2 separate regions of the Mus musculus genome follow, and region 2 is linked to region 1. Evidence: chromatin loops called from intact Hi-C (ENCODE). Cell type or tissue: left cerebral cortex. All regions are shown on one strand. Each heading gives the region's core, and the rest is flanking DNA. Links, peaks and the distances in the headings are about the cores only.

Region 1 (16,063 bases), core at 4,656-12,655:
CTGGTTTAGTAGCCAAAGCTGTCTTATGCCTAGGACTCATAAAATTCAATTAAAAACAAATCAAATCCAGGCAGTACAGTGTGGAAGGAGGAGGAGAGATAGAGACCTGTGGGCTGCCATTCCACCCACAGAACTTCATTCCAGTGCACTGCACAAGCAGGCCATAGACACCTGCTTACTGCCACTGAGGGCCACGTCTGAGTCCATGGCTATGCAGAAGAAGCCGTTGGTGTCAATGACTGTGACTCACTACAGAATATGGGCATGTCCCTGGTCACAGTAGCTGCTGGGCACCATGGGGATGTCCAGGGGCTATGTATAACTGGCTCTGTATCTTACTGGATATAGAACTCTGAATAGCTGACCCCATCTCTCAGCAGAGGCAGCACTTGGGAGAGTGGGCCCTGCACCTTTCCTAGGGAGCACAATGGAGCTAGTCATGGTGGACATTGGGGACATAGAGTGGTGGTGGTGGCGGGAAGCAGGTGTCACTGAGTCAGTCCTGAGGGTATGAATGTGGGAGAGCTAACTTTGTCACTCATCTGCTGTAGCGTGGCGTAGGCGCAGAAGTGATGTCCTCCCTCCAGCCACTTGACACCTCTGACAGTCAGGAAAGGCCATGAGCTCGGGAGAACTATCCTTGCCCCTCAACAAATTTAACACTCAGGAAATTGGACCCTGCACCTCACTGGGACAGGGACAGCACAGAAGATCTGACCCTAGTGGTGGGTGGCAGGTGAGCCACTTCTGAGGGTGAGAGTGCAGGAGAGCTGGCCTTGACACTCCTCTGCTGAGGTGACATGGGTACGGAGAGGTGCCCTCTATCGCTTCACCCCTTACCACCTGGGGCAGTTGGGAGAGCTGGCCCTGGAGTCATAAGAGCAGGTGAGCTAGCCTTGTCCCTCTCTGGGTGCAGCACTGGAACAAGCAGGCCGTGCACCTCGCCTGGGCAGAAGGGTTGTGCTGGTTATGGCTGAGGGGGCACAGATGAGCCAGCCCCAAGGCCAAGAGCATAGGAGATCAGCCCCAACACTCATCTGGTGTGAAGTGACATGCCTGCAGGGGGGATGCTGTCTCCCCAACCCTTGCCACCTGCAGCAGCAGAGAGAGGTAGCCCTGAGGTCATGAGAGTAGGAGACCTAGCCCTGCCACCCTCACTCCAGAAGAGTGGGCCCTGTACCTTCCCTGTTTAACACAGTGAAGCTGGCCCTGATGGCAAAGTCACAGGTAAGCCAGCAGGGAGGGCATGAGAAAGCCTTTCATAGTCTAAAGCACTTGGGAGAGTGGGTGCCTATACCCTGACTGGGCACCACAGTAGAACTGCCCTCTGGAGGCATGGGTGAAGTTGAGCTTTCTACTTGCTCAGATCCCAAGGCATGAGAGCAAGAAAGATACACACTGTGACATACTGCAGACTTCACGATGAGGTCTCTTGTATGAGTTGTTGTTGTTTGTGTGTGTTGTGTTTTAGTGGGGAGGCTATAAGATGAAGTGAGGATATGAGGGGACAGGAGATAAGCAAGACTGAGGTGCATGATGGAAAACTCACAAAGAATCAATGAAAAGTTAAAAAAAAAGAAGCCTATTCTTTTCTAATGAGAGAAAGGGAGGAGATTGCAGTGGAGACAAGGTGGGACAGGAACTGGGAGGAGTAGAGAAAGAGAGGAAACTCCTATGTAATAATCAAGACACATTGTATGAGAAGAGAATCTGTTTCCAATAAAAGAAAAAAGGGTGAGAGGGAGTAGAGCTTCATAAGTAATGCTAGCACTACATTTTGGATGTGCAAAACTCCTCCTAATCTTAATTCCCCTCCCCTCCCCTCCCCTCCCCTCCCCTCCCCTCCCCTCCCCTCTTCCCTCCTCTCCTCTCCCCTCCTCTCCTCCTCTTTTTCTCAATCTCTCTCTCTGTCTCTCTCTGTGTCTCTCTCTGTGTCTCTCTCTGTGTCTCTGTCTCTGTCTCTGTCTCTGTCTCTGTCTCTGTCTCTGTCTCTCTCTCTCTCTCTCTCTCTCTCTCTCTCTATATATATATATATATATATATATATATATATATATATATCTGTGTGTGTGTGTTTGTATGTGTGTGTGTGTGTGTGTGTGTGTGTGTGTGTGTGTACAGGACAGAGGTTAACCTCACTGCTCATCAGGAGTTGTCCACTTTGATTTTTGAGACAGGATATCTCACTGTCCTGGAATTTGCCATGTAGTTAAGTCCGTCGGACCAATTAGCACCAGTTAAAAGTGTGTAACCAATAAGCACCAAGCATCTTCCTGTCTTCTCCTTCCCAGCGGAGGAATGACAAGTATTGCCACCATGCCAGAATTGTTAGAGGGTTCTGGGGTACTATGGCCCTTGTGATTTGTGGAAAGAAATTTGCTGCCTGAATCACCTCTTCAGTTCTAATATGGCTTCTTTTTCTTTTTAAGATTCATTTTATTTTTAATTATAAGTATGCACTGACATGGATATAGGTATATTTGGAGGTCAGATAAGATAAGATCAGCTTCCCTGAAACATATGTTATAGGTAGTTGTATGCTCCCTAGAACAGGTGCTGAGAGCTGAATTGGCCTGCTTTTACTGCTATGATAAGACATTCTGCCAAGGCAATTTTTAGAAGAAAGTGTTTAACTTGGGGCTGATAATTTCTGAGGGTGAGTTCATTACCATTATGGAGTGGAACATTACAGTAGGTCAGCAGGCAAAGTACTGGAGCAGTAGCCAAGAGCTTGGTCCACAAGCACAAGGCTAGTTGAATATCCTATAGATGTTTGAAATTTCAAAGCCCACTCCAGTGATATAATATTTTTCAATAAGGCCATACCTCCTAATCCTTTCCAAGTAATTCCACCAGTTGTGGTCAAAGTATTCAAATATTTGAGCCCGTGGGAACCATTCTCTCTCTTTCTTTCTTTCTTTCTTTCTTTCTTTCTTTCTTTCTTTCTTTCTTTCTTTCTTTCTTTCTTTCTTTCTTTCTTTCTTTCTTTCTGAGACAGGATTTCTCTGTGTAGCCTGGCTATCCTGGAACTCACTCTGTAGACCAGGCTAGCCTTGAACTCAGAAGTCCTCCTGCCTCTGCCTCCCAAGTGCTGGGATTAAAGGCATGCACCACCACTGTCTGGCCTGTGGGGACCATTCTTGTTCATACCACCACACTGATGTTAGATGCAATAGTACAGGCTATCTCAAGTGTCTGCCATCATAACTTCCCTCCCATAATAGACTATCCTCTGTTTCACTATAAGCCCTAATTGACCATTCCTCCTACAAGTCACTTCTTGACAAGTATTTGGTCACAGAGACAAGAAAAGAAGCAAATAACCCACTAAAGTCTGCAGTCAGAAAGGGGAATTGCTGAGGAAGAACATAAGTGCTATCTGGGCAGAGGCAATGCTAAGGTTAACAGTGAAGTTGGGAGAGGGAGGTGGATCAGTGGAGAAAGGATGATATTATTGGGCTGGACGAGTTTGGAAAGTCTCATTCTGTGATTCTATCATCAGTTTTGCCTTTCCCCAGATCCTTATTGTATATCAGCTCTCACCAGCGTTTTTTCCTGTGCACTTTTAAATATGCTATCTAATCTCAAGAACCTGATAGAGGAGCCATACTTCCTACATTTCAGGGTTCTCATTCATGCCTTTGGTCTTTGGTTAATAGAAGGGATTGATATCTTGCCTATCACTTGGTGACTTTGTGAGGTACCTTGGAAACATTGCAGGAATGACTAAGGACAGTGAAATAAAAGCTACTGTTGGTTCTGAGCAAAGCACTTAGGCCAGGAACACTGAGGAAGTAAAGTGATTTGAGAGGAAGCTTGATACTGGCTTAGGGAAAGATGGGGGAGGAGGAGCCTAGTACAGTGTATAGACTTGGTGGTAGTTTCTATAGTGTGGTCAGACCTTTGCCTCCTGCTTTCCTGCAGAGCCTCTCCGCAGTGAGACATGCAGCCCTGATTCCTATGGGCCACTGAACAGAAGAATTCAGGCATGTGTAATGATAATCAATTGTCCAGTGTGACACGAGGCTATATCTAATCATCTTCCTTCCAGGGAGGTTCAGGCAGAGGAAATAACTCCAAATAAGTTTGCTTCTGCAAGATTTATCTTCTACTCTTTGAAACACAGTAATAATTATGGAGTGGAAATTCCTGCCTGGCCAATTTCATATCAGTTCTGTGACACTGAAGAGCATTTGCTACAATATAGTGATAAGGACAGATTCAGACCAAGTTCTTATAAATTTCATACTACTCTGTATTAGACTTTTTTTCTCATTAAAAAATAAAGTTATGTTGATGACTGATCCCAGGGTGAGTGCTAGGCCAGTGCTTGGTCATAACTTAGCTTTTCCTCCTCATTTTTTAAACCAGTGTGGAACTGAAACATATCCTTCTAATCACACACTAGATTTTTACAGTGACCTTCATAGAAATAAAATGTGTATGCCATGAAATTGTCAGTTGAGAAATAATATAATGCATAAACTACTGGTCCAAGTCGATTGCACTAAAAATAAAAAAAAAATGGCCTTATTTTTAAGTGTTCTATTTGAGATATTTTAATATGCTCTTTTTGGATATTCTGATCATAAAATAAAGCTTTTACATATTAATAGCAAAATTGCATAGACTAATTATTTTCTTTTTCTTTGTGGTTATGTAGAGAAATGTTTTGCTACTTGAGATCATTAAAAAAAATTTTAAATATTAACTTGGGAGGGATGGGAAAATAGCTTGATTGCATGTGTGTATCTTTCATTTGTGAATCCAGAACTCTGGGGCGGGTGCAGAGCTGCATGAGCACCCGCTGGAGCATAGAGAAGACCTTTAACAATTTACTGCTACAATCCACCTCCATTGAGACAAAGTCCTTCATTGGCCTGGAGTCCACCAGTTAACTAGACTGGCTGGCCAGTAAGTCCTAGGATCCTTCTGCTTATCTCAGTCACCTCAGACTGGGGTCAGAAGCATATGTCACCATGCCCAGCATTTTTACAGGGGTCGGAGATCAAACTCAGCTCTTCATTCTTGCATGGCTGTACTTTACCAATCAAGCTATTTTCCTGGAGGAGAGTATGTTAGACATGTGGGAGTTCAGGAATGGCCCAGCCATTGAGGTGGCCTACACACTCCCATCCAATATTCCTGAGGTGATACTTGCTAAATCTATATTTCATCTCTGCTAGGCCAGACTCGGTTGGAGAAGTGGCCCCTGAGGCTACTTTCCCAGATTCTTACATGTCGGGGGGCTCTAACGTCTAATCTCTCTGCTTCTCCATCTTGGCGATTCTACTCCTTCTCTCTTCTGCATTTCTTGCTCGGAAATCCTAAAAGTACTACCTCTGCCGCTGGCTCTTTATTGAACAGTCAAAACAAACAAACAACCAAACCAAACCAAACAAGCAAAAAAAAAAAAAAAAAAACCCAACTGTTGTCAGGGACCTGCAGCAGACGTGCGAATTATCGTGTAAGCACAAATCAAATCCCCAACAATAGATGATAGTCTTGAGAATGGTACCAAGGGTTGTACTCTGCCCATAGCCCCTCCCCCCCATACACACAATTAATTATCTTGAACCTTATTCTTGCTGATAAATTGCAGCACTTGGCAAAAAAAAAAAAAACCTCATGAGTATTTGGGAACAACAGTCTGCTAGGGCATATGATTAAAATTTGTTTTCTCTTTTTAACAAAATAGAGATATAAAGTGTACTCACTAGTTTTATGTCGAGTTGACATAAGCTAGAGTTAACTGAGGCAGAGGCAGGCAGATTTCTGAGTTGGAGGTGAGCCTGGTCTACAGAGTGAGTTCCAGGATAGCCAGGGCTATACAAAGAAACCCTGTCTTGAAGGGAAAAAAAAAACACAAAAACAAACAAACAAACAAAAACAAAATAAAAAAACCAAACAACAACAACAACAACAACAACCCAAAAGCAATGTTTAAGGTGGAACACACCCCAAGAAACTGGGGAGACGTACAAGGTGCTTGTAGTATGAGATGAGAAAAGATTCAGGAGTAACTGGAGACCTGAGAGCTGTTTCTGGAAGGATACTGGACTCAGAGGTACTTTTAGTATTTTTCTATGTGATGTGTATATGATTTTTACACCTGTATAAAGGGTTAGAAACATTTTGAAACATCAGCAAAACAGCCAAAGATGAATAGATTCTAGTCACCAAATCCCCTTTGGCCATTACCTCACTCAGGGTCTGGGCTGTGCATGCTTTGAATGCTTTCACAGATAGCATTGACAAGTGACGAATGTCACTTGTCTCGATAGCATGTCCCTTCCCTTTCCTTAGTTCTCAGTGACACACGTGACTCAACTGATTTAAATTTCACTTATCTCACTTGAAAGTCTACCATATTTGTTGCCACTAAATCTTTCATCTTCAGTCCTTACTTATTTTATTCTCTGTCATCTGGCAATGCATGCTTCAGGAAAACATGAAATGAAGGATTTGTTTGTTTGTTTTGTTTTTATCTCCAAATTGTATGGTAGCATATAGTTCACTATGTGAGTTCAATATATCTCCAGTGTAAGTTGACTGTGCATGATCTTTTCTGGTGATGTGTGCCCTGGATATAACATGATCAGTGCTCAAGAGCACACTGACAGCTGTGCAAGCTCGAGTGCTGGATCGATCATTTTGTGCCTGTTTCCTTATCTGTGAAATGGGGCAAATCAATACTACATAGATTAATAGAAACACTGAGTTCTGTTTACGTTCTGTGGCATATGGCAATTTCTATTGGAATATGTACTTATCTGGTTTCCTTTTGTAGCCTGAGTTTGGTCTCCCCCAAAACATCTACAGGCAGACATTAGGCATGTATTCCTTAGATTCAGGAAGTCTTCTTCCATGTTGGCTGGTACCATGAGTCATTTATCAGTTTCTTCCCCGTGAGGCTTGTCTCAAATTCCCAGCCTTTTCAGCATCCTCTGATCACGCTTTGCTTTCATTGGCTTCAGACAAGATCTCATGTAGGTCAGGGTGGTTTCACTCACTGTTGTAGCCAAAGATGATCTTGAACTTCTGAATTGTGTGTGTGTGCATGGACAGTGTGTGAGTTAGGGTTCGTGTGAGTTCAGGTGTGCATGTGTGCATGTCTACATGTATAGACCAGAGGATAGGCCTGGGTCTTGTCCCTTAGGTGTTGTACACCTGTTTTTAAGACATGGTATCTTACTAGATCATGGGGCTCAAAGATTAGGAAGCCGACAGCTAGCAAGGTCCTGGGGCCCTCCAGTCTCTGCCTCGATAGAGCTGGGATTTCAAGTATATTTGATGTGTGGACTTTTACAAAGGTGCTGGGGATTGAATTTAGATCCTCGTAGTTGTGCAGCAAGCACGTTATAGACCTGACATGTCATCATTCTCTGATCTGAAACTTCTGATTCATCTTCTAATACTAAGGCTACAGTCATGCACCACGGAACCCAGCATATATGATACTGGGTATGCAACCCAAGGATTCCTGCATACTAGGCAAGCACTCTAGACCCTCACCCCCAGGCATCTGGTTAACATTTAGAGGTATACTTTTTAAATTTCGTCTTCCTTGGTCTATGCTTTATGTTTACTGTTCTGGGAAAAGAGTTTGTGCTTAGCCACTTCACTATAGGAAGCCTAACTTTCCTATCCCAAGGACACAGCTTATTCTATTTTTCAATGTACCACATGGAGTTGTATCATCTGAGTTTCATTGTTTTGCAATAGTTAGTCCCCACTGTGGCTTCTTCTGACCCATCTATGAAATCCAGTTTTTAATGTACCATGCAATAACAGAAAAGGGAGGTAAGTTTTGTTTAAATGATTGATATTCTGTATACAAACATTGGGTAAGAAACAAACCTCTTCTTTCCATTCCCTTCCTGCTCCATCATCTATGGCTCTTGTCTGTCAATTTAAAATTTTTAGTTTAGAACTAAAAGCAAAATGGAACTCTTGTAATTTCATTTATATATTAGAGCTAATTGTTTTTATGATGCTTAGCATTTCTGTGTTCAGAGGCTTTTGAATGTGCACTGGGACATAGAATTTATGACCCAGGATTTTGATCTCTAGCAGAACAGATCAATAGGGGTTTACCTGTTAGTAAAGGCTCTCCTGGTTCAGGAGGCTGGCCACAACCATCTCTATGATCCTGAAGTTGGGTGGTAGCATGGGCCACTACAGAGTTACGTGCTTAGAAAAAAGGTGACCCCTGCTGAGGGTTCCAGACACTCACTTTTAGTGCATAGGAAAAAAATGAAGTAAATATTAAGCAAACCAGTATTATTTTTGGATAGAAGACCCTGCCTTTTTTTTCTTTTTCTCCCAGTGATGCATTCTTAGACTTAGCAACCGAAAGCAGAAACACTAAAAACAAACTTTCTTTTTTCTTCCTAACTGCATTCCCCACATGGCTGACAGTAGGTTAAAAATACTTGGCTGGTAGGAAAAGTGAGAGATGAGATGACTCAGTCCCTCCACAAAAAGACTCTGCCAGAGCTGGTCAGGCCCAGCAGCACCAGACATCATGTCCTACTAGGCCACCTTCAAGATGTGAGAATCTGGCCTGCCTGTGACTAAATAGAAAAAGATTTATGAAGGTGACAAAAAAATGTCAGGATGATGATTAAAGAAACACAATTCAACTCTTACTCCTAATTAAAAACAGTAGAGAGTTCTTGGTACAAGCCCAACTCTTTTGAGCTCAGAACTTGTGTTCTGCAGGCCACATGCTCAGCACCCTGGTCTGGTTTGGTCTACCAGTTCATCAGTATGCTAATTGAGCTTGTGACTCCCTTTCAGCAATTCTTACACATTGTTCTGAGCATTTAGACAAGAATTTGTACTTCCCCAACTGGCTGAAAGCTAGTTTTGACATTTAACTTATAACTCACTGTAATACTCACTTCTACTATTCTATCTTCTTTTTTTCCTTTCTGCCTTCCCCATTCTCTCATTTTCTTCCCTCCCTTCTTTCCCTCCTTCTTCATGTCCCCTATCCTTCCCTCTTCTTTGGTTTCTCTTCCATCTTAATTTCTCTGTCTCTTCTTTTTATCTTTCTTTTCCCCCATAGCTGGTTGTTTAGCAAATTTTTAAACAAAACTTTAATTTCATAGTTTTAGAAAACTACTGAAAAAGGGGAAGACAGTTTGGGGAGCTCCCATGTGCCCCTCATTCACTTTTCCTCATGAAAGGCATCATATATTAGTAAGGCTCATACAGTAGTAAGGATCGTACATTAGTAAGTTGTGTTTGTTGCAGTATGTGAACAATATTAAGTTTTAAGTAAAAACTATATAAATGACATGGAATTACATGATCATAAGAAATTATTCCATTGCTTTTGTGTTGAACTCTGGTTCCCACAGGCAATCTGTGCTACACTTCAATAGTTTCCTGATGTGGTATGTAGCCTTTCCAGATTACTGTGACATGCTGCTTGAGTGCTTCTTGCCACTATACAGACTTTTTTCTTCACAGTAAAGTCTTCCAGCTGTAGTAGTAGAAGAAGCTCTCAGTGACACACTTGTAAACTTCTTTCATGCCAGTATTCCTACCATGTCTTTGTCACTTAGGATCACTATTGCTATGATGAAACAAAATGGCCAAAGCCACTTGGGGAGGAAAGGGTTTATATGGCTTATGTTTCCATATCACTGTTCATCATCAAAGGAAGTCAAGACAGAGACTGAAACAGGAACTTCGAGGCAGGAGATGATACAAAGGCTGTGGAAGTATGCTGCTTACTGCCATGCTCCCCTTGGCTTGCTTAGCTGGCTTTCTTATTGAACCCAGGACCAACACCCCAGTGGTGTCCCCATTTTCAATAAACTGGGCCCTCCCATATCAATCATTAATTTAAAAAATGCCCTACAGCCCAGGCTCCTAGGCATTTTCATTTCTCCCTCTCTTGGGTGACTATACCCTATGTCAGGTTGTCATAAAACTAGCCATTACACCCAACAAGGCATCCTTTTTATCCAAAGTCTGAACTTCATCTTTATTTCCTTGGTACACCAGTATCTATTTTCTCTTCCAAACTCCCAGTTATGGTTCCATATTATATTTGGTACCTATGTCTCTGTGGAATGCCAGAAAGGTCCAACCTTCAGCCACCTAATAGGCTGCATGCACTCTATGATAGCTGAGTTGGGCCTAAAAAGTTTGAAAATTGCAGTGTTATGTTTCAATGTCAAAAGGGTGGATGGCCCTATGTAGAGACTCTTCTTGTCTAAGAATTTTCCAGAACATCAGTATTTTAAAACTATATTGACAACTTGAGTGAAAACTGACTGGTGCTCTGGGATTGTTCATCAACTGTTATATATCTGGTATTTCTTATGATTAGGCTCTACCAACGGACTTTGAAAGACTGTAAAATGTGGTGTCTAGGGCATTTGACTGGAGTTGCTTCTCAATGTTATTTGCCCTCATAGCCTGATGGGAAGGTTGAACAATACCCTCTGGAAATACATTAGTATGCACAGTAGACTTAAAGAATAGATAATTAAACCCTGCTTCCTGGAAGGTGATAGGCCAACATAAATTATTCGCAATTCTTCTGCACAAGAGATTTATTGATTCTCTATTGCTTTGCCTAATGCAATCATTTAAAGGTATCAGTTTTGGGGCTGAGGCTATATCCGAAATTGGTAGAGGGATTCCTGGCATGCTGAGGCCCAAGGTTTTGATGCTCAGCACACACATCTGTTATCCGAGCACTCAGGAGATAGGTAGGGACAGACTGATCAGAAGTTCAGGGCCACTCTCAGCTACACAAAGAGTTTTAGATTTCCTCTCTCAAAATATAATATAAAAATGTCAGTTTGAATGCATGGTTATTAGTTTTATGATTTGATTAAAATAATCTCGTTTATTTTTCTGTTCAACAGAGAGGAAAGTTTATTTTAAAAAACCACAGTCTTTCACGTACATTTTTTTCTCCTTTAATTTTTTAAAAAAAGATTATATGCATGAGTGCTTTGGCTGTATGAATGTCTATGTACAAGTTATGTGCCTTGTGCCTGAGGAGGCCAGAAGTGACCATCAAATTCCCTGGATCTGCAATTACAGATGGTTGTGAGTCTCCCTTATGGGTCCTGGAACTGAACATCTCTGCAATGGTAGCAAGAGATGTTAACCACTGAACCATCTCTTTAGCTCTGATGCACTCCTCTTCACGTTCTTGATGACTGTAAACTGAATGTACAGTCTGCATATTCACACACACACACACACACACACACACACACACACACACACACACATACACACACACACAAACACACACACAATCAACTCAAGACACCAGCTATTCTCAATCAAGAAAATATTGAATAGAAATAAAAGTTATTAGAGTATTGTAAAATTAATAGTGACTGTCTTTTTCCTTTACAGACATTTATTCTAATTTGAACTTATTTTCTTCCTTTCCTTCCCAAATATTGGGATTATAGGTATGCACCACAGTGCCTGGTTTATAAGGTCCTTGGACTTGAACTAAGGGCCTGGTACATGCTAGGTACTCTATCAGCTGAGCTATATCCACACTATCCCCAATTTGAACTTCCAAGATGAAAAAGGTATGATATTATATTAATCAAAATATAACAAAAGTATATTTCCAGAAGTTTTTTTTTTTAATTAAAGTAACGCTATGTCTCAAAGCTGTGAATAAGCTGCTTATTGTGAATTTTTCTTTATATTTTTCTAAGTTCTTCTAGAGCTGTTACTGTCCATGTGACCCCAGGAGATTGAAGGCCATACCACATTTAATCAGTAGTCTTGTTTTGCCAGAGGGAGAAGAGATTGGTTGTACCCTGACTAAAATGCTCCATCTGTTACAGTGGCCTTCACAGTCTAGTCTCTGTCAACTCACCTGCCACACACACCATTCCAGTTATTAGAAAAGAAGTTTAGAAAATCAGCAGTCACTCCCTAGATAGATATCTTTTAAAAGGCTGTTCCTGACCCTTCTCTCCCTGAGGAGCTGTTGGCAGTTAAGAACTCTGAGGGGGAGAGGAGCCATTTTCTCCAGTGCTGCAGCCACTGGTTAGATGGCTGTGCTCCAGTAAATAACATCCCATCCATACTCTTGCATAAAAATCCTGATTATACTCAGTGGATCACACACAAAAACGATGATACCTGGAGTGAATCTGATCAAATTATACTATATGCATCAGACAATCCTTAAAGGAAACCAGTGTCATTCACCTGGTTGACCTGATTCAATGCTCTTTCTCACCAGCACCTGCTTTGCTGATGACACCAGGACCCTTTCTAGGTCCTCACCACCCCACCCCACCCCTGCTGTCCTGTGTGGCTACTTGCACCCTCACAGAGTGAAACTAGGAGGTGGTTCTTTGTGAATCACTTTTCTGTGTCCTCCAGTCTGTCCTGTGGTGAGTTTCCTTGCTGGGTGTGACCTACTGACCTACTGCTTGCAGATCACTTTCCTTGAACACTCCAGGGTGTCCTGAATGAATGGGGCCCTGGGTTAGAACAAGCTGAGATGACCAGTTGTCTCACAGAGACGGTTCTGGAATTCATGGCTTATTTTCTGAAAGATAAGAAAGAACAAGTGTCTGGCTGAAGTTTCATTGTGCTGTGTGGAGATGGAGTGTCATCTGATTGCCCACTGAAGTCCAGTGTTAGTGAGAAGCATCAGACTACTCAAGGAGATGGGGGATGCTGAAGACTGCAGAAGGAAAGGACCAGTAGGAATTGGGTTGTGGAGAGCAGTCTGGGCTCTGGGGGACATGCCTGTAATAGAGCTCCACCCCTGACCTCCACATCACAGAAGCCTTTGAGTAAGGCTTTAAGTTTGCATCTGAAAATCTTTAGCTCAGTTCTTAGCTTTCTTTATCTCTTTCGAGAAATAAATTTTCTAGACCTCTGTCCTCTCATTTGTAACCAAATATATTGGGCCAAAATGCTCTTAATTCTAAAGTTCTGTGGTATGTAAGTTTTTTGAAAAGTCCATAAAAGTGACTCATTAGCTAATATAGAACTGAATTGTGTGGCCACAAAGAAAATCTTTTTGTTTGTGTTTTTGAGACAGGATTCCAGTATGGACCCCTAGCTGGGATTCACTATGTAGATCTCAAGTGAGCTGCCACTTTCCTGCCTTCTGCCTCCCACGCTCTAGGATACACAGGCATGATCACTCATGCCTGGGCAAAAATAGATTTTAAACTCTCTCTCTCTCTCTCTCTCTCTCTCTCTCTCTCTCTCTCTCTCTCTCTCTCTCTCTCTCCAAAGATAAAAACAAACCAAAAGCACAGAGTGGATTTAGACACATCCTTCCTACTCAGGCGTGTTGAGGCTGTAGCTCTGGGCACAGAGGAGTGAATAGGTCAGGGCATTTCCCTGAAGCGTGGACAGACAATCTTCCACTGCTCCCTCCCTCCATCTCCATGTTCCTTGTCAGGATCTAAAAGTCAGACTGGGAGCTCACCTTTCAGGGCTGCTTCCTACACCCAAATACTCCCTAAAACCAAGAGCCTTTCCACCCTCAGCCTTGTCAAATCTTTGGCCAATTAATTAGTCCCTAACCCATTAGACCCGAACCTCACATGATGCTTTCTTCAGACAGAGTCAGGGTTCTAAAAAACTGCCCAAGCTTGAGTCTTCCTTGTATCTCTTAGTCCCCTTTCCTTAAGGATGAGGCTGCCACTGCCCCACTGTTCTGGAAGCTCATAGTATTGGCTGCTCAATTCTTTGGAAACCCAGCACAGCTTCCCCTCCCCCCAGCTGCCTTGGCAACAAAGATGAAAAAGGTTCTCAGAACAGTCCACAGCCAAGAAGGGCTCTCTGGGAGACGCTCTTCTGACAGAACCAGGCTGTTAAGACAGAGTCTATTTTCTTCATGCTTAAAATACATTGCTGTGTGTGTGAGCTGCCTCCGGGTTTGGGTGACAAGTTCTCCTATTTTTGTCACATTGCCCTGGTTTCACTGCTCTCCCACCACCCAGTGTCCTGAGAAGTCCTTCTGAGTGACAAAATGTCCCCTTTAATAAATCAAACCGTCCATGTGGGGATCACACCACTTGAAATAAGACCCTGTGGAATGTGGGCAAGCCAAGCTGTTGCTGGCACTGCAGCAGCCCCTGAGCTGGAATCTCCAGCACACATGCTTTGATTTAATTGGCCTAATGAGTCTGGGCTGGATGTGACCACATGATCAATCAGGTTCTAGTTATGAGATGTTGAAAAATGGGATTACAGTAGAGAAAAGGCTTTTGGCAAATTGACTACAGCCAGGAAGCTGAGAAGGCTTGATTTAACAATCGAATCGTTTTCCCTTTATTTTTGTCCCATCCCTTGCATGCTGATAAATCACAACAAAACTGAGGTGGGTGCCTTACTTGTATGTATTATTCATCTTGCAAGTCCCTGCTCTGTTTTGATCTAAAAATGCTTTTGTTTTTCAAACGCAATAGGTTTTGTCTTGTGTGACACTAAAAACAAAACAAAACAAAACAAAACAACAACCTCCCCACCCCAAAAAAAAAAAAAAAACCAATGAAGGTTTGCTGTCTAGAACAATGAAATGCCCTTATTAGAATCTTGTTGTCCTTGTAATAGACTGGGGAAGGGAGATAAGTGTATTTTGTATAGACGTGTACATATATGAAATCATTAGTTTGAACACTTACCTGCAAGTTTAGTTACTTATCAACCCCAGTCATTTCATTACTGTTTATATAATGAGGCCCTTGATGGGCTAGCAAGATTCTGGCATGTGGGTCCCCTCCCCCCATGTTTTTCTGTGCTTGCTCAAGGGAGGAAGGCCTTGAGTCATTTCAGGACAGAGGCTCCTTGAGCAGACATTGTTCCACTGTGGGAAATTAAGGGAACTTGGCAAGCATGGTTGGTTTTCTTCTTGACTCGTTAGGCCTGAGGGAAACACAGGTATCAGTGGCATACGGCATTCTGCTAGTCATCTCTAAAAATCTCTACAGAGAATTTTTACTTGTTATTTAACTGATCTTTGGTCAAACTTGTAAGATTGAAACAAATTTACTCAACTTTGGGAACTGGTTAACTTCTTACTGTTTAAATACATAAAGTTTTTTCCTTCATTTCCTTTGTAATGTGGGTGAGAGGTTTTATTTTATTTTAGTTCTTGCCCTGGAGCTTCCTTTCAACATTAGTGGGAATAGAGAATCTTAAATTTCTAGAATATTCTGAGCAAAGGCACTCTACTGCCGAAAGGACATTTTCATATGCCACACTACACTGTTTTTGTACATCTTGGCCCAGGGAAGTTCTTAATCACTCTGCTGTCAAGGAGCATATGGTTTGGATCTAGGCTCCACCCCTCATTAGCAGGTTTTCATGAATGAGATGGTAACCAAAGACCACTGCATAAGTCATGATGCAATGTGTCTGGCAGAGCTGAAGGTGTCCTAAAGAGATACCCATGTCTCTCTATGACTATCAAACCACTGGAACAGGAACCCTAAGAAATGGGAATTTCCCCACAGTAGGAGAACAAAACATGCCAGCCGGACTGGAAACTTAGCTCTCTGAAAGAATGAAACCCTTGCAACTAGGCTGAAACCACACCTTGACAAGACATAGGACAGCCTGTCCATAGCCATTTGTTTATCTCATTTCAGGATGATGAGGGAGAGTTTCACTGGATCTCTTCATCCCTCTTTCGCAAGTGGCCAGTTTAAATATACCTCTCTTTCTCTTTGCTTTTATTATCAATGTTATTGTTATTAATTTTTTGGCTCTTTTAATTGGTTATTGAAGGTGGACAGTTGAACTAGATTTGTTAGTGTATAGGCTGTGATCTTAAAGGCTAGTAATGGTGACTTCTGAGAAACTTCAGAAGTCATCTTCGTATGCAAACTGTCCATCTTCTTTGGAGTAAGTCAAACCCTAGATATCCGACTCACAAATCCTTGCTTTTCCTATGACACACAGCTGGGAAAGCATCTCCCATCATCCTCAGTAAAGCGATGAACATGCTAGATTCACTTTTGTGTTTCCTATTATATCCTATTATTATTGACATCACTTTTATTTTTAAAACTTTTACATTTATTTG
Region 2 (16,063 bases), core at 4,768-12,767, 410 kb before region 1:
TCAGAGGCTGTAGGAGACTGGCAGGTGTTTAGAAACCAGCGTGAGTCATTCTGCATCTCAACTTGGCTGGGCTATGGGGCTGCATATTCAGTCAAGCATTATTTTAGATGTTTCTGTAACATCTTTGGGTGAGATTAACATGAAAACCAATGGATTCTTTGTGCAGCAAGAATACTTTTTATGACATGGTGGGTTCCGTCTAGTCAGCTGAAGGTCTTACTAAAGACTGATGCTGACCCGAGAAGTTTAGATTTAGTAAGGCCCCATAATCACGTGCATTAGTTCCTGAGGAGATACTTACTCCTCTAACCCTCATCTGTAGGAGGTTCAGCTCGCTAACTTGGAAGCTCTTTCTACAGTCAACCATAATGTAGAGATTGTTCCAGCAAGAGTTCTGAAATCAGGAAAAATACAACAACAACAAATTTAAATGCCCAAATATCAGAGGCTATTTATTTTATTCAGTCCTTTCCCTTGTTTTAAATCAGGGTCTCAAGTTGTCTGGTTTCCTTTGATATTTCTATATAGTTTAGGATGACCTTGCAGATATGTGCCACCACAATCCCTTTACACAGTGCTGGGGATTGATCCTAGGTCTTTGTGCTCATTCGACAAGTACTCTGCCAACTGACATACATCCCTCAGCCCTCATCATCAGCTTTTGACACAGAATTTTTGGCAGGGTACCTGTTGGCTTGGTACAGAATGTGTCTGTCCCCTGAGCCAACATCTTCTTAAAATGGCAGACGAAAATAAACCCAGCTGAGTTGGAGATAGTCATCCTGGCAACCACACATCTACTTTTTCCTGGAACATCAACTCTTAGGCAAGGACTATTTGCCTCTGTGCTAACTCAGGACCAGGACCAAGTCCTAGAGAACACCCCGTACCTCTGATGACTCTGAGAATGGACTCTGCCAGTGTAAGTGACTGGACTTGGCTTGGAACTCAGTGTTTTCTCAATTGCAGATCTTCACAAAGCTTGTGTTAATTGTTCTCCTACAACAGATAAGCCTAAGGTGTCCTGTTTAAGGAAATGTTCCTCTTTGAAAAAACTGCCTGTACTATAAACCCCTCCCTGAGGGGAGGACGAGAAATGTGCCCAGCTCCAAGATGTGGCCAGACAGCATTGTACAGCCTGGTAACTCTAGTCAGCCCCACCTTCAAGGATCCAAGTTCAGCAGAGGTGAAGAGTGCTTTCGTTCTGGTCACTCATTCACCAGGGGAAGCTGGACACCATCCGGTGAACCTGGTCTTGTGAAATCAGACAACCTAATTGCCCTTTACAGCTTGGTAAATGATATACTCCAACTGTGAGGGCTAAAGTTATATTTTAAGTTTTAATTCCTGTGCTGAAGGGATCTATAAAACAAAAATGTCTCTAACCTATAATGCAGATAACTTTCTCTGCCCACGGACAGATAACTTCCTGGATTCTGGGGGCTACTATTCATGCAAGATAACAAGCCATGAAAATGTTTTCACTTCTGTAAACAAGGTTGGTTGCTTCAACTTCTCAGGATGTCCTTAATCACATGGACCAGGAAGTACATAGGCAGGATGTATGCTTACCCCCAAGGCAGCAAATACACAGCCTTGTAGGTTGTGCCTTTATAATCACCAGATTAGCACAGTGTGAGGCCGTTTTCTGGGAATCCTGAGTATGGATCTGGGTAGAGTCCATAGTCTTGGCCAGCATTTAATAAAACTTACTTTAATTTTGGCTCAAAAATTGGGATAATGGTCCTATTCTCTCCCAGTAGGATCAACAGTAGGGCTCATAAAAGTTAATCCAGACCCAGGCTTCCAAGCTGATACCCTGGGTGATGAGCAGAGTGTCTAGTTGTCTAGCTGTGGATAGGACAAAAACCCTCAGAGGTTTCTACACCACTCTTGGAATCTTTGGAGAGGCCTTATATGCTGCCTCAGTAACTTAAGTGCTGGGACGGGGCATATAACTCAGTTGTAGAGTGCTTGCTTTGCATTCACGAAGCGCTGGCATCTGTCTCGGCACCATGTAAGTAAGGAACTGTAACACATTCTTGTGATCCTCTAATTTTGGAGGTAGAGGAAGAAGAATCAGTGTTCTTGGTTCTCCTCAACTATGTAATTAGAAGGGTCATCTAGGCCTAGGTAATACTCACTAAACTAAAAACCAAGGCAAATAACAACAACGAAAACCAACACAGATTCCATACACATCGGAAAAGCAGACTCTGGAGAGATTTCTAGAATGTTCTCCAATTTGGTTCATTCTCCAGGTTTTTGTTCTGTTTTGTTTTGTTTTTTACTTTCCAACTAATGAAACTATTTTATGTTGACAGCTAAAGTGGTTGGCTTTAGTGATTTTTTTTTTATTTCTTTTGGGTTGTTGAGCTTTGATCTTCCTCTTGGGGTATGACTTACAGTGGGCAGTGGCACCGTACTCTCAGTTTGTGGTCAGCCTGGGATCACAAATGTGAGCAACCAATACTCTCCAGCATGGTTGCTTAGCTGGTTTGTCCAGTAGGTGATGGGTGTTAAGTGATATTTTCATCTACTGAGGGGCTTATCAGGATATGATCTCATTGTGGTTGAGTAGCATCGTTAATTGTTTTGAAAACACTATTAACTATGGATTCCTTAAGACTTAATCTGTGTCAATTTATTTACATATGTTGCCTGTTTAAATCTTAACACATTTCACATCCAGTAGTCTTATTCCCCTAGAATCAGCAAAAAAGCAATGGTGTTACATAGCCACAATACCAGAATCATTATTCACTCTCTGTCGTGTGTGTGTGTGTGTGTGTGTGTGTCCTTATGCAGAGGCCAGAGAAGAGTATAGTATGTCTTTCTCTGATGGTTTCAGTTCCTTGAGACACTGTCTCCCACTGAACCAGAAGATTAGCATTTAGTTGGAGTTGCCTGGCCAATGAACTTTCAGAATCTGCCTGTCTCTACCGTGCAAAGCTGAGGGTATACAAGAGAGCAGCCAGCCATGCCTGGCTTTTTACTTGCATGTTGGAGATTTGATCTCAGGTTTTCATTCTTGCAAAGCAGGAGCTCTTAGCCATTGGGCCTCTTGAGAGGCATTATTTAAAATCAGGAGTACCTGCTACCACTACTCACATGTTGGAATCCTGCTCCCTGAAAGGCAGTGTCTGGGTCATTTCCCTGGTTTACCTTGAAGGTAAACTGCAGCCAGGGCAGTTTTACCAGGGGAAAGTAGGAGTGGGTGGAAGGTCCACTTTTTTTTCCTTGGAAAGATTCTGCAGCTCTGTATGGAAATCAAGAATGCAGGAAATAAGAATAACTGAATTTTGAGTCATCTTTGGTAAGCACTGTGTCAAATTTTAAATGGCAAGAAGCTAGCTGGGGAAGAACACAGTATTTTTAGAAGCTGAAATTTATTTTAACCAAACAAGTTAAAGAGCATGTGTTACATCTCCACTCCTGCTAGGATCTTTCAGATGACTCCTGCTGTGTTTTAAGAAAGAAACTGCTTAATGAAACTTACTATTTTGTAGGGTAACTAAAAAGGTTAATAATGGGGAAAAAAGGAAAGCTGTTCCTTCCATTAAGAACTGCAAAGTTGTTTTATTTTGCTTAACATTTCTTTATTCAGTGTGTGTTTGGAACAGCAGGGGGTGGGGAGGCTCTTGTTGGCTGGAGCACCTGAGCAGAGGTCAAGGGACCTCTGCTGCCTCTTTCTGCCACGTGGGCTCTGGGTATTGGAAGCGCTGTTGTACAACAAATCACCTTGCCAGCCTTGCTTGGATGTTTTTGAAAGTCACCCAAATTCTTTAGTCAAGTAGTAATGAGAAAATAAGCTTCATTTATTATTTACTTAGAATGGAATCACCAGAAATTGCATAGTTACTGCTGACTTGAATCTTTCCAGCTAGATATTTAAATAGATGGACTATATAAAAATGGTATTATGATACAAATGTTCTGCCACAGTTGATAGAATACTTGCCTGGCACATACAAAGGTCTGTGTTTGATCTTCAGCACTACGTATACCACACATGGTGTGCATGCCTGTAATCCTAGCACTCTGAAGGTTCACACAGGAAGATCAGAAGTTCAGTCATCTTTAGCTACATAAGGCTTCATGAGACACTATCCCAAAAGGAGGAAAAATTACCAAGATAACAAAACCACTGAATTTAAAGAAAAATCAAATGAAGTACATTGAAAAAAAAAAATCAAAAGTACGGAGTTTCAAAAGCTCGTTTTGTCTTTGACTCAGGGTGTGCTAATTACACTGACTTGATCATTAGCAACTGTCTGGATCTGTCAAAATATCTCACCATACCTATAAATTTATACAAGTACACATGAAGAAGAAAAGCAATTTCTCCATTAGAAGTACTTTCTACAGAAGCTCTTCAATGTTATATGAAAGGTTGTGAGAAACACTTAGAGGTAGAGGTATTTTCTTCAATTTTAGATAACAGAGAATGGAGGTATGTCACAGCCCCTACTGCTACTCCCCCATTTGTTGCGAGTTGTGTTCTTGCATTATCTTCAACTTGCTGGGACAAATGTCTGGGATCTTAATTTAGATCCTACTTTTGGAGTCTGCTTCTCTCGCTCTGGCTGTCTCATTGCTTTAGGTTTTGGGGGTAGTCACCTCAAGAGCCAGAGCAAAAGCAGAAAGAGGAAGAAGGGACTGCGGTCCCACAATCCTCTGCCAGGGCAAGCCTGCATGGCCTGAAGACTGTCCCTGAGGCGCCACCTTTCAAAGACAGTACCACTGCGAGGGGAACCCAGCCTTAGCAGAAAGAGCCCTGGGGGACACTAGTCGGCCATCACTGCAAAGAGAGGCCCATTGGACGTGCAAACTTTATATGCCCCAGTACAGGGGAACGCCAGGGCCAAAAAGGGTGAGTGGGTGGGCAGGGGAGTGGGGGGGGGTGGGTATGGGGGACTTTTGGTATAGCATTGGAAATGTAAATGAGCTAAATACCTAATAAAAAATGGGAAAAAAAAGATTTTGACTTTAACACCCTCTCCTCCTTTTCTTTCTTTTCCTTTGAATCTGGATTTCACCTATCTCAGACTTGCCTCAAACCCTCCGGGTAGTTGAGGGTGACCTTGAACTTCTTGTCCTCCCACCTCATCTTCCATATCTGGGATCACAGAGAGTTCTGCCATTCCTGATTTTTGAAATGCTGGAGCTAGAACTCGGGGCTTTGTCCATTTCACTAACTAGACGAGCATTCCACCACCAAGCTCCATAATTACTCTGTTCAAGCTGCCCCTATTGACAGTGCTCAGCTCTTGTGATTGTAATCTCTACCATGGTAGTGTAACTTCCCTGTGTCTCAAGCTCTCTGCCAGGCTTCACGCTCAGCTGCTTTCATCTTTCTTATGTTTTCTCTCTCACCTGCTTAAGTTTCACTGTCCTATTTTCCCAGGAGGTCACATGGCCCTTGTTCTCTGATTCCTTTATTTTGAAAAGATCCATGCTTGTCATCATTCTAGAATGATGTCCTTACTAAATGCTCCGGAGTCACTGTTTCTTTTCATTAAAATTTTGTGTATGTTTCTCCAAGGCTCAATCATTGTATGTTATTAAGGAGACCCATGAGGTCAGTTTGATTTTTTTTTCCTTACCAACCCCTCCCTTTTTAAAATTTTTTTAAGTTTATGAATCAAAATTCTCCAGAGAAATGGAACCAGGTGTGTGTGTGTGTGTGTGTGTGTGTGTGTGTTTTGTCATAAAGAATATGTACATAGGGTGGAATAGATGCAACTTAAATAAATAAGAGGTTGGTTTTTTTTAAGTTTAAAAACCACACTATTTAAAAATATATGTGGGCACATATGCACTACAGTGCTTAGTGCATTTCTACAGTTGATTTCAGGTTATCAGGCTTGGCAGAAGGTGTCTTTACCCACAGGACCATCTTGTTACCTCTACTTTGCTGTTGTAAAAAGTTAACTTAGTTGGTTTGTGTGACTCTGGAGGCTTGGCGTTTCCAACATCCATTTGTACATGTTAAGGTACAGACCCTGGAGAGCCAAGATGTTCCAGGACCACCTGGATCTGAAACACCAGGAGCCAGAAACTGATGGTGATGGTTTAACTTCAAGGCAACCGGGCTTGAAAGCAGCGCTAGTTACTTATCTTTGTAGTGCTGGGCATTGAACCCAGGGCCTTGTGTGGTTATGCAAGTGTTCTGTCAACTGAACTGCATCCCTACCTGCTTCACTTTTGGATGATCTTGACAAAATACTGGCCAGACTCAAGCCAAGGGAGGAAAATTTATTCTGGCTCATGGTTTCAGAGGGTGTCAGTCCATGGGAAGAAGATGCTGGTGGCAGTGGGAGTGTGAGAGAGCTTCTTCCCTCTGTGGTGGACTAGGAATCAGAAATGGAACAGCAGCTGGGCTCTAACCTCTAAAGGTTATCTACTTCTGCCAGTCAGGCCTCATCGTCTAAAAATTCCACAGCTTCCCAAACAGCACATCAGCTGGGAAGGAATCATTCAAACATGAGACTGGCGGGACATTTCAGATTCAAACCATGGTAGGACTCAATGAGAAGAGGTCCTCAGTTTTTCTCTGAGGGTTGGAGAAGACCAAAGATCAAGGCCTGAGAACACCCTTGGATTCAGCTCTCCCCTCTTGTCCTCCCCTCCCCTCCCCTCCTCTCCTCTTTTCCTTCCCTTTCTCTTCCCTCCCTTTTTTCCTTCCTTCCTTCCTTCCTTCTTTCCTTTCTTCCTTGACTCAGGGTCTCATGTAACCTCTGTTGTACAGGCAGAAATGACCTTCAGCTGCTCCTAACTTAGCCTCTTGAATACAGAGGTTGTAGACAACACCATGACAGGCTTATGAAGTACAGTTCAGGGCTTCATGCACGCAAGAGGCAAGCACTCTACCCAATGAGCCACATTCTCAGTCTAGTGCTAAATTTACACTTTGACTTTTGAAATTTTACACTCGAGTCTGGTGAGATGGCCTGAAGACCCAAGTTCAGTCTCTGGGCTATACATGGTAGAAGGAGAGAACCTAGTCCCCTAAATTGTCCTCTAGCCTCCACACACACACTGTGGTGCACATGCCTTGCCCTAATAAATGAATAGTTGTTCAATTCTTTTTTTACACTTTCAATTCCTGTAGTGCCCACGTTCCCTTGCCTCCTGGGCTCAGTGACTGGTTTTGCACAGATGGAGACCATCAGATCCCTTTGACTCTCATGCAGTACTAAGTTCACATGCTTACTAATTCGTGTTTTTTTCAAACAAGCTCAAATAATTTCCTTCTGGGCTTGAAGTTGGTTTTTGTTCTAGATCTTTTTCTTCCTCCCTCCTTTTGTCTTCCCATTCCTCCCTTCTTTCCTCTTTCTTTCTCTTCTCTCCCTCCACCCTTAATTATTTTCTTTCCAAACCTCTCTTCTGCTCTCCCCTCCTCTCATTCCTTCCTCCTTGACTTTTCCTCTCCTCTGTCCTTTCTCCTTGTAAGGCTGTCTTCCTCTCTTGCCTTTTTCCTCTGTCCATAGTAGACATCAAGTCCTTTTGACCCCTTGTGATTTCTGACCAAGGACTGAAATCTCACACCTTCTTTTACTGTTTACATCCTGAAGTGAACAGTTTCTATGGCTCTGGGGTCTCATGCTTATGATTAAAGCTGGAAGAAGCCAGCTTACTTTTATGGGAAGCCTCTTTCTCTCCCAAAGTTTGGCTTTTTAAATGGAACATTAACACCCATTCTCTCCTTGTTCTGCTGTGCTTTGTGCTGTGCTTTGAATCGATGCCTAAGGACATTCTTAAATCTATATTCTGTTCAACTGTTATGTGTTTGAGGTTATTCTTTATTTCATTTCCTTTCGTGTTTTCAGAAATTGTAAGCCAGGAATTGGAATGATAAGCAAGGGAACTAAAGAAATGGACTCACATAAGTCCAGTGACATTTTCTCTTTTTCAGTTAAGAAGTGCCATCTTGTTGCAATACAAGCAGACTATGTTTTGGAAAGGAAAGAGGCCTGGGCTTCAGAAGGATCCTTAGCATCCAGGCCTAGGGTTCACTGTCCACTGTTGCATCTGGGAGAGCTTCCTTGGCTCTCATTTCCCAAAGCTGTGGGATGGGATAAGAGCATCTGCCCTGAGTCCCTCTTAGAGCTCTCCAAGGCTCTAGTGAGGCAAGGGAAAAGGGTTTCCCTAGACTGTAATCTCAACGCTGGGAGACTGAGGCAAGAAGATGGTAAGATCATCAGGCAGCCTGACCTACAAAGTGAAACCCTTTGTTTTATGATTCAAAACACCAAATCAAGCGAAGGAATGAGCTAGTTGGGGGTATCAGAACATAGTGAGTGACAAGGAGAGGAAGTATGTTTACTCTGGCAGGTGTTCTAGGTCAGTTCTGCTGAGCTTGTCTGGTTTAAATGTTTACACAGTCAGAGACAGGTAACTCACTGTCTGTGATTTATGCTATCCCCGTTAGTATGCTTCCCCAGAGCTTTCACACTGAGGGGTGGCTAGCAGCATTATGTTTCGATTACGTTACCCTTCGTTCTGTACTTTGAGAGATTGGTACTGTTGTGTTTTACCTGGATAGAATTTCTTCTCAAAGTACAAGTATATACATAAAAAATTATGTTTCAAGAACATAAAATCTCTGATCTTGAAAGAGCAGTGTGCAAGTCTGACCACAAGGGTTGCTGCACAATTCAACCTGGAGCACTCAGAGAAGATGACTTGATTTTGAGTCTTATTCTCCTTTCCTCCTTTCTTCCTTTCCTCCTTTCTTCCCTTCCTCCTTTCCTCCTTTCCTCCCTCCCTCCCCCCTCCCTCCCTCCCTCCCTCCCTCCCTCCCTCCCTCCCTCCCTCTCCCTCCCTCCCTCCCTCTCCCTCCCTCCCTCCCTCCCTCCCTCCCTCCCTCCCTCCCTCCCTCCCTCCCTCTCCCTCCCTCCCTCCCTCTCTCCCTCCCTTCCTCCCTTCCTCCCTTCCTTTCTTCTTTTCATCCTCTGTAGATTTTTTTTTCCTGATCATATGTAGCCCAGCGTGGGCTTGAACTTGTTATGTATCTGAGGTTGATTAAATCTCCTCTCTCCATCTCCCAAGTACTATGATTGCATGCATATGCCTGTATGCCTGGTTTATACAACTTTGGAAATCAAATCCAGGGCTTCATGGCTGTTAAGCAAGCACACATCAACTGAGCCACATCCCTAGTCATAGTGTTTATACTTTGCTTACACGTGCATGCCTCGTGTGTGTGTGTGTGTGTGTGTGTTATATGCACGTATATGCTTGTGTCGTGTGCCTATACATGTGAGCAAGAAATCAAAATAGGACAGCTGTATCCTACTTTATCAATTTCTGCTCTGTTCCTGAGATGGTCTTTCATTGAAGTTGGAAGTTGGTACTTAGCTGGTAACCAGCAAGCTCCAGAAGGCCCCTTATCTCTGTCTCCCACAGCGATGGGCTTACAGGTGCTTGGGGCCATTCCCAGCATCTGTATTTATTCAAGTGGATTCTTGGATACAAACATAAATCGTCAAGCTTGTATAACATGTGTTCTTACCATGGGACAATCGATCCAGCCTCATGTTTATAATTTTTAATTTAATTTGGGTGAATTGTTAATTCTTTTTTAACATAATATTTTTATTAATTCTTTGGGAATTTCACACCATGCACCCTTATCACATTCATTTTCCAGTCTGTCCAGGTCCTTCCCACCCTGTGACTCCTCCAAATAAAGATTAAAATTAAATTAAATTAAGCTAAATTAATAAAACAATCTCCCCCTCAAAAAATAAAACAACTCAAGTCCAACCTGTGCTATCTATATACCCACTGGAGCGTGGTCAAACTGTCAGTGGCCTGCTGCTTAACTAGAACTGAGTCCTTCCCCTCCCATACCCCTGCAGAGCTATCAATGGTGGAGAGCTAACTTCAGCATCCTTATCACACTTTTAAGAGTTCTCTTCAGTGGTTTCCTGTTTTAGGCTATTTCTTTTGAGGTGGGGGTTTGACAGGTGGAATGGTGGTGATTGGGGTAGAAGTAGGGATTGTCACAGAACCTTCTATGTTGCTCTTGTCAACTATGTGTCTGCAATCACCAATGTCACTGCAGAACTAGCTGTTTTGCTCTTTACAGTTAGCTGAAACGTGGACCATAGGCTTCCATATGATTTCTGGCATAGACCATAAACATGGCCCTGGCTGCAGAAGACCAAAAAAAACCAGACAAGGCAGCCTCGACTATGGGCATCATTCATGGCTTCCAGTGGCAGCACAGGCTACTCCCATCAATATGGCCATAGCAGCAGCACAGCCCATGGATATAAACATGGTTCAGGCTGCAGCGCAGACTACAGATATCCAAGTGTCCATTGTTGGTAACACAGGACATCAACAGAGACCTTGCTGCAGTAAAGATTAAACTAAAATTAATTCAGTTTAATTATTTAATCTCATGACCCAGACATTGTCCTCAGTGAAGCGTGAATCCAGACACAGCCATGGCCTTAGACAGCAGCACAGGTTACTCACATTTATATGGTACATGCTGGCACCCAGACCACAGACATCAATGTGACTTCAGGCTGCAGCATAGCCCACAGACATCTGCATGGCCTTCAGTGGTAACACAGTCCACAGACATACATCTGGCTTCAGACACACAGACACACTGACACACATCTGGCTTCAGTAGAACCCAGACATGGCCCTCTGTGGCAGCACGGTTTGAATATCACCTTGGCACAGGTCACTCACAGCAGCCGGTTCCTCACCACTGTCATGTATCCACAGCATATACGCCACTCTGGTTTTTCCTATCTTTCCCATCTCTCACACAAGGCAGGGCAGCCTTTGCTAACTCTTTTATATTCACCTAGACTTTTATATTGTCCTAGACTTCAATCACAAGTCTAAGACAAGATACTTTCTAGGTAACCGTGGCTCTCAACCATCACATCTTGTAAACATCAGCTTGAGGTGGAATGTTGCTACAGAGTCTGAAACTATGTGGGCACTCAGAGACTGGAAGATGAAATGTTCAAAGGCTTGGTTCTGCAATGTCCCAAATTGCACCTGTGTTAATAAAATGGTGTTTTCAGCTCACTGTGAAACATTTCTAAGTTACCCTTGGGAACCATCATCTGTAGTGTGTGGCCAAGTTCTGCAACAAATATTGACTGTTTTTATTTTTAGAATTCATGTTATTTAGAAACAGATTCTTCCTATTTCTCAGAAATGTATCTGGTATAGGTCTGCTTTCCTTAATCCTTAGCTATAGAATCCTTTTAAATTGGTAGTGGAGACTGAAAACGGAGCCTTAGACTGAAACACATTAGAAGTCAGGAACCCACATAAAATTTACCACATTGTTCCCTTCACTGTTAGGATGAAAAGGAAAACCAGCAGGGAGGAAGGAAGGAAGGAAGGAAACCTTTTCAGAAGACTTACAATGCACCTTCAGCTGATTCCACTGTATGTGTGGGGGCAACGCTTTTATTCTTGGTCCCTAAGAAAGAGTGTTTATTTCAGACTTGAGCACCATTCTGGGGATTGTCGTCATGTATCAGGAACACATAAGAAGCCTGGGCCTATTAAGGAAGACCAGCTAAATGTTCTACGTTTGCTGTTACCTATGAGAAGAAGATAGATTATTGGTTAAGTTTGCTAATATTGCTAATACACATTGTTATTCTCCAACTTTCCCTCACTGCTTCTCCACAGGGTGTTGCGTAGCCACCCAGCATTTACATCAGGTCTGGTAATGTTAACTCTGGCCCTCTTGTTAATCACGCAAAGTCTTTAAAAACGGAGCCATAGTCTTAGCCAGTGGACAGTATTTTTAGCTCACTGATTTCATTCTGTTGGATTTCTCTGAGCCATGAACGTGAGCATGTCTCCTTGACTCCACAGTCTTTCCTGTCTCCTAGTTTAGTACCATGGCTCCATAGCTCCCGTGTGGAGGAATGATGCATCCTCTTCTAGACTGTTCTTCCACTGTCGATCATGATCATCTCCTCTCCAGGGCTATTCAAGTGTTGCTAAAGACACTATTGGCTTTTGCATATCGATTTTATATCCTGCAATTTTCTCAAACTCGTTTATAATTGCATACACCTTTTGTGCAGCCTCTCTTAGGTTTCTTACATAGATGACCTCATAAAAAGACAGATTTACTGATTTACCGATCTCCTTTGTTTAGATGTCTTTGGCTTCTACCTGGATACAGATAACTTTTTTGCTTGCCTGAGGCAGTAAGTTCTCAGCTGAGTGGCAGGCCTGTCCTCTAAAGACCTTTAGAGCCCCAGGTCTTTGTTTTCTGATCATTTGCCCCAGATGCCCCAGTTCTTATTTAAAAATATTTTAAAAATTATTTTCTGTGTGAATTGGGTGAGACGGAGTGTGTGTGTGTGTGTGTGTGTGTGTGTGTGTGTGTGTGTGTGCGCGCGTGTCCCAGGGAGCATGTGGAAGTCAGAGGGCAGCTTGGGGGAGTCAGTTCTCTCCATCACCAAGTGGCCTGATTCTTTAATAACCAAACTCAGATCACCGGGTTTGGTGGACAAGCCTGTACCAGCTGAGCAATTTTTCTGATCCACTTGTTGGATTTTTTTCCCCCAAGGAGGAAGTTATTATTACTTTATCTTGTCTAGAGTTGTAAGTCTGCTCAGAGTGTTTAAAATATTATTCTGAAGGATATCTTATAAGCTCCACAGAACTTGATGGACCAAGACGGGATAAATAGGGGAGCCCTGTGACCCATGGCTGCTGAAAGGGAGTGTCACTGGGAGTCTTCAAAGCAGAGGGAGGCTGGGAAGTTATTCTTCCCTTTGTACTTGGTCTCCTGATCCTCCAGGTATAGATATCAGGCTCCAATGTCCTCGTTGCTATAATAAAGTACCTGACAAGAACTAACTTGTGGGGGAAAGGTTGATCTTGGCTCATAGTGTAAGGATACAATTAACCATGGTGGAAAGACATAGAACCAGGGGAGTGAGGCAGTGGGCCGCACAGTGTCCACAGTCAGAACTAAGGAATGCTGAAGCTCAGCTCACTTTCTCAGCCTTTCCCTTTATTAAGGCTCTAAGGCCCTAGACAAGTAAAGAGCTGCCTGCACTTAGAGTAGGTTTTGCCTCCTCAGGAAATAACCTCACATACACATCCTGAAGTGTGTCTCCTAGGCCATTCTAAATCCAGTCGAGTTGATGTTGAAAATTGTCCTAGTTAGGTTCTATTGTCTTCCTAGGATAGTCTACAGTCTTCTGACAGAAAAACCTTAGCAGGGGAATTGCCTAAATCAGGCTGGTTTGTGGATAGATCCTGGAGGGACTGTCTTGATTGTTTTAATGGATATAGGAGGGTCTGTTCTGCTGTGGGCAGCTCCATTTTCTGGACAGGTGGTCCTGAGCTGTATGAGAAACTTAACTGAGTAGGAACCTGAAAGAGTGTGAGCCAGAGAGCACAGAAAGCAGGCCAACAAGCAGCATCCCTCCATGGTTTCTGTTTCCTAGTCCCTGCTTTGAGTTCTCACCCTGGCTTCCCTCAAGAATGGACTGTGACCTGTAACTGTAAGATAAATTAGGCCTTTCCTCACTGAATTATTTTTGGCCAGAGTGTTCTATCACAGCAACAGAGCAAAACTAGAACAAGGCTGAGCTCTGGCAGAGAGAGGTAGATAGAAACAGACGTGTGCAGGAAAGAGGGGCTGACTGAAATGACAGACTAGAAATCTTCCTAGAAAGGACTGTACCATTGAGAAATGACTGCTTACCATAATTTTAAAGAACATCAAACATAAGTAACTCTATAATGGAAAAAAATCATTCCACTCCAGAGGGGTATCTTTTATGCTCACGTGTGTGTTCGTGTGTGTGCATGTAATCTGAAGGCCAGAGGTTGGCTTCAATTGTTATCCCCAGGAGCAGCATCCAGCATCTCTGACATGAGTCTCTCGTTGGCCTGAAACTTACCAATTCAGCTCGGCTGCTAGGTCATGGAGCCAGGGAAATCTCCCTGTCGCCACCTTCTCCGGGCCGGGACTGCACACAATCATCACTGCTATGCCTGGCATTTACAGGCATTGTGTGGATTCAGCTCAGACCCTCCTGTTGCAAGGCAAGCAGGTTCCTGATGGAGCCACCTGCTCAAACTCTAACAGAATCTACTGATGTTACTACTGGCAGTCCCTACTACAAAGTCACACTGTGTGGCCATTTCTTTCATCTAATAAAAGTCACACTGACATAAAACAAAAATCCCAAGACTTTAATCTTAAAGACTTATAATATCCATAATATCCACACTGTAGTCATGTAACCCTAATTCTACCTTAGAATTCATTATAATAAAAAGAATAAATTATAGTGTTTGTTCCTTTCCAAGTTTCTAAAATTACATTTTAAACCCCAGTTATAATATATATCCACCATTTTATAAGAGTACCGAAAAGAACAGCTGTCTGTGAAATTCTTTGATACCTCATATAGCTCCTGAACTCAGTGGGATTAAAAGACTAAATGATACTATTATTAATATGAGTCTTTTGAAATTAGTCAAAGCTTGGCTCAAGTTGAAACTCTTAGTACAATAAATTCTTGCTTTCAGTATTATGCAGTTCTCTAGTCAGTGGTTTGGAACTTGTGTCAAGATAAGAAAACACAAGAAATAACTTATTCATATAAAATAATGTTCAACAATTGATGTAGAGATTAGATCTATTTTACTTAGACTCCATGAGAATTCAGATGAGTATATTTGTATTACTACATGACAAAGGCTTTGATATGACTCAGTTGGTAGAGCACTTGCCTAGAATGCCAGAGGCCCAGGGTTCCATCCCTAGTTCTGCATAAACTTAGCATGGCGGTGCATGAATGTAATCCCAGCACTGGTGAGGTGGACATAGGAGGATCAGAAGTTCAAAATTACCCTTGTCTACATAATGAGCTTTAGGCCAGTCTGGGCTATAGGGAAAATCTACCTCACAGCAACCCAAACAAAAACCAAAAAGGAGGCAAAATGTTATCTGAACATGATGATATCTTTCAGCCTTTGAGTTATACCTGCCATAGCTGTCACATGTAGTCTATCCTGATCATGTGTTGTACAAGCATCTTTAAGACTGCTTTGTTTTCTCAGAGATGTAGAAAACTGGATCCATGAGGAAGGCTAGAGTAGATGCTAGTTAACATCCCTTGCCATGAAGTACAGCTGACTTTATCAAGCCAGGATCCCCTTGAAGTCACAGTGAGTGCCTGCTATGGCGGTTGTAAGGGCTGGGTGAGAAGGGAAGCAGCTTGCAGCTTTAGTTCAAGAATATATTAGCTTTAAAGGTTAATCATGAAACTGTAACTTTTCTTAGAGAATGCCTTTTGGTCAATAAGCTGTTGTCTATCATGCAGATTAATAATTAGTCTGAAAATAAATCAGATTTACCCAAAGAGAGAAGAAGCTCATCTCCTTCGTCTGGTTGTTGTTGTTGTTGTTGTTGTGTTTTTATTTGTTTCATTTTGGTTTTAGTTTTGAATCATCCATAGACTCTGAGAGTGGACCCTGGAAATTTCATCCAGATGCTGACTCTGGGGTTTCATGGGTTAAAACCTTTTATCCGGCATAGAATGGACATGCTATCCACAGTGCATCATATGTGCAATTCACAACGTTTTTCATGCTGCCATCATGAGTAGACAGTGTAAGAAAAATGATTCAGTCCTTCTCATAGCTGGGAAGGTATCTCTAGCAGTTCTTTTACATAGGGGTAGAAAAAAACATCTTAGGTTAGTAACTTCCAGAGTAAAGGGTCATATCTTATGGTTTTATTGCTGTGAAGAGACACCATGACCACATAATATTTAAAGGAAAACATTTAACTGGGTCTGGTTTATGGTTCAAAGGTTTAGTTCATTGTCATCATGGTGAGAAGCATGGTGGCACACAGGCAGACCTGATGCTGGGGAGGAATCTGAGAGTTCTACATATGGATCTGCAGGCAGCAAGAAGCGTGTGTGAGCCACACTGAGTCCAGCTTGAGCATCTGAGACCTGAATGCCTGCCTCCAGTGACAAACTTCCTCTAATAAGGCAATACTTACTCCAACATGGCCACATTT

The links. Hi-C counts contacts between places; a loop is a spot of excess contacts. Peaks named below come from ENCODE experiments on the same cell type or tissue, not always from the same donor. Only the 100,000 strongest peaks of a DNase experiment are listed, where the experiment ranks them.
Region 2: a loop joins it to region 1, with 3 times the contacts of the local background. A loop is called at or near these places in 2 of 42 quality-filtered maps.

Annotation. Positions count from the first base shown.
Region 1 is chr3:21,562,368-21,578,430 of GRCm38, reverse strand. No RefSeq gene overlaps it. Among named protein-coding and RNA genes, the nearest start is that of Gm31610, 81 kb to the right of the region's middle. In left cerebral cortex, for the core only: no CTCF peak of the experiment used is centred there; DNase peaks (open chromatin) are centred at 8,481 and 9,440; H3K27ac peaks cover 1,799 bases.
Region 2 is chr3:21,971,815-21,987,877 of GRCm38, reverse strand. No RefSeq gene overlaps it. Among named protein-coding and RNA genes, the nearest start is that of Gm31813, 16 kb to the right of the region's middle. In left cerebral cortex, for the core only: a CTCF peak has its summit at 8,607; no DNase peak of the experiment used is centred there.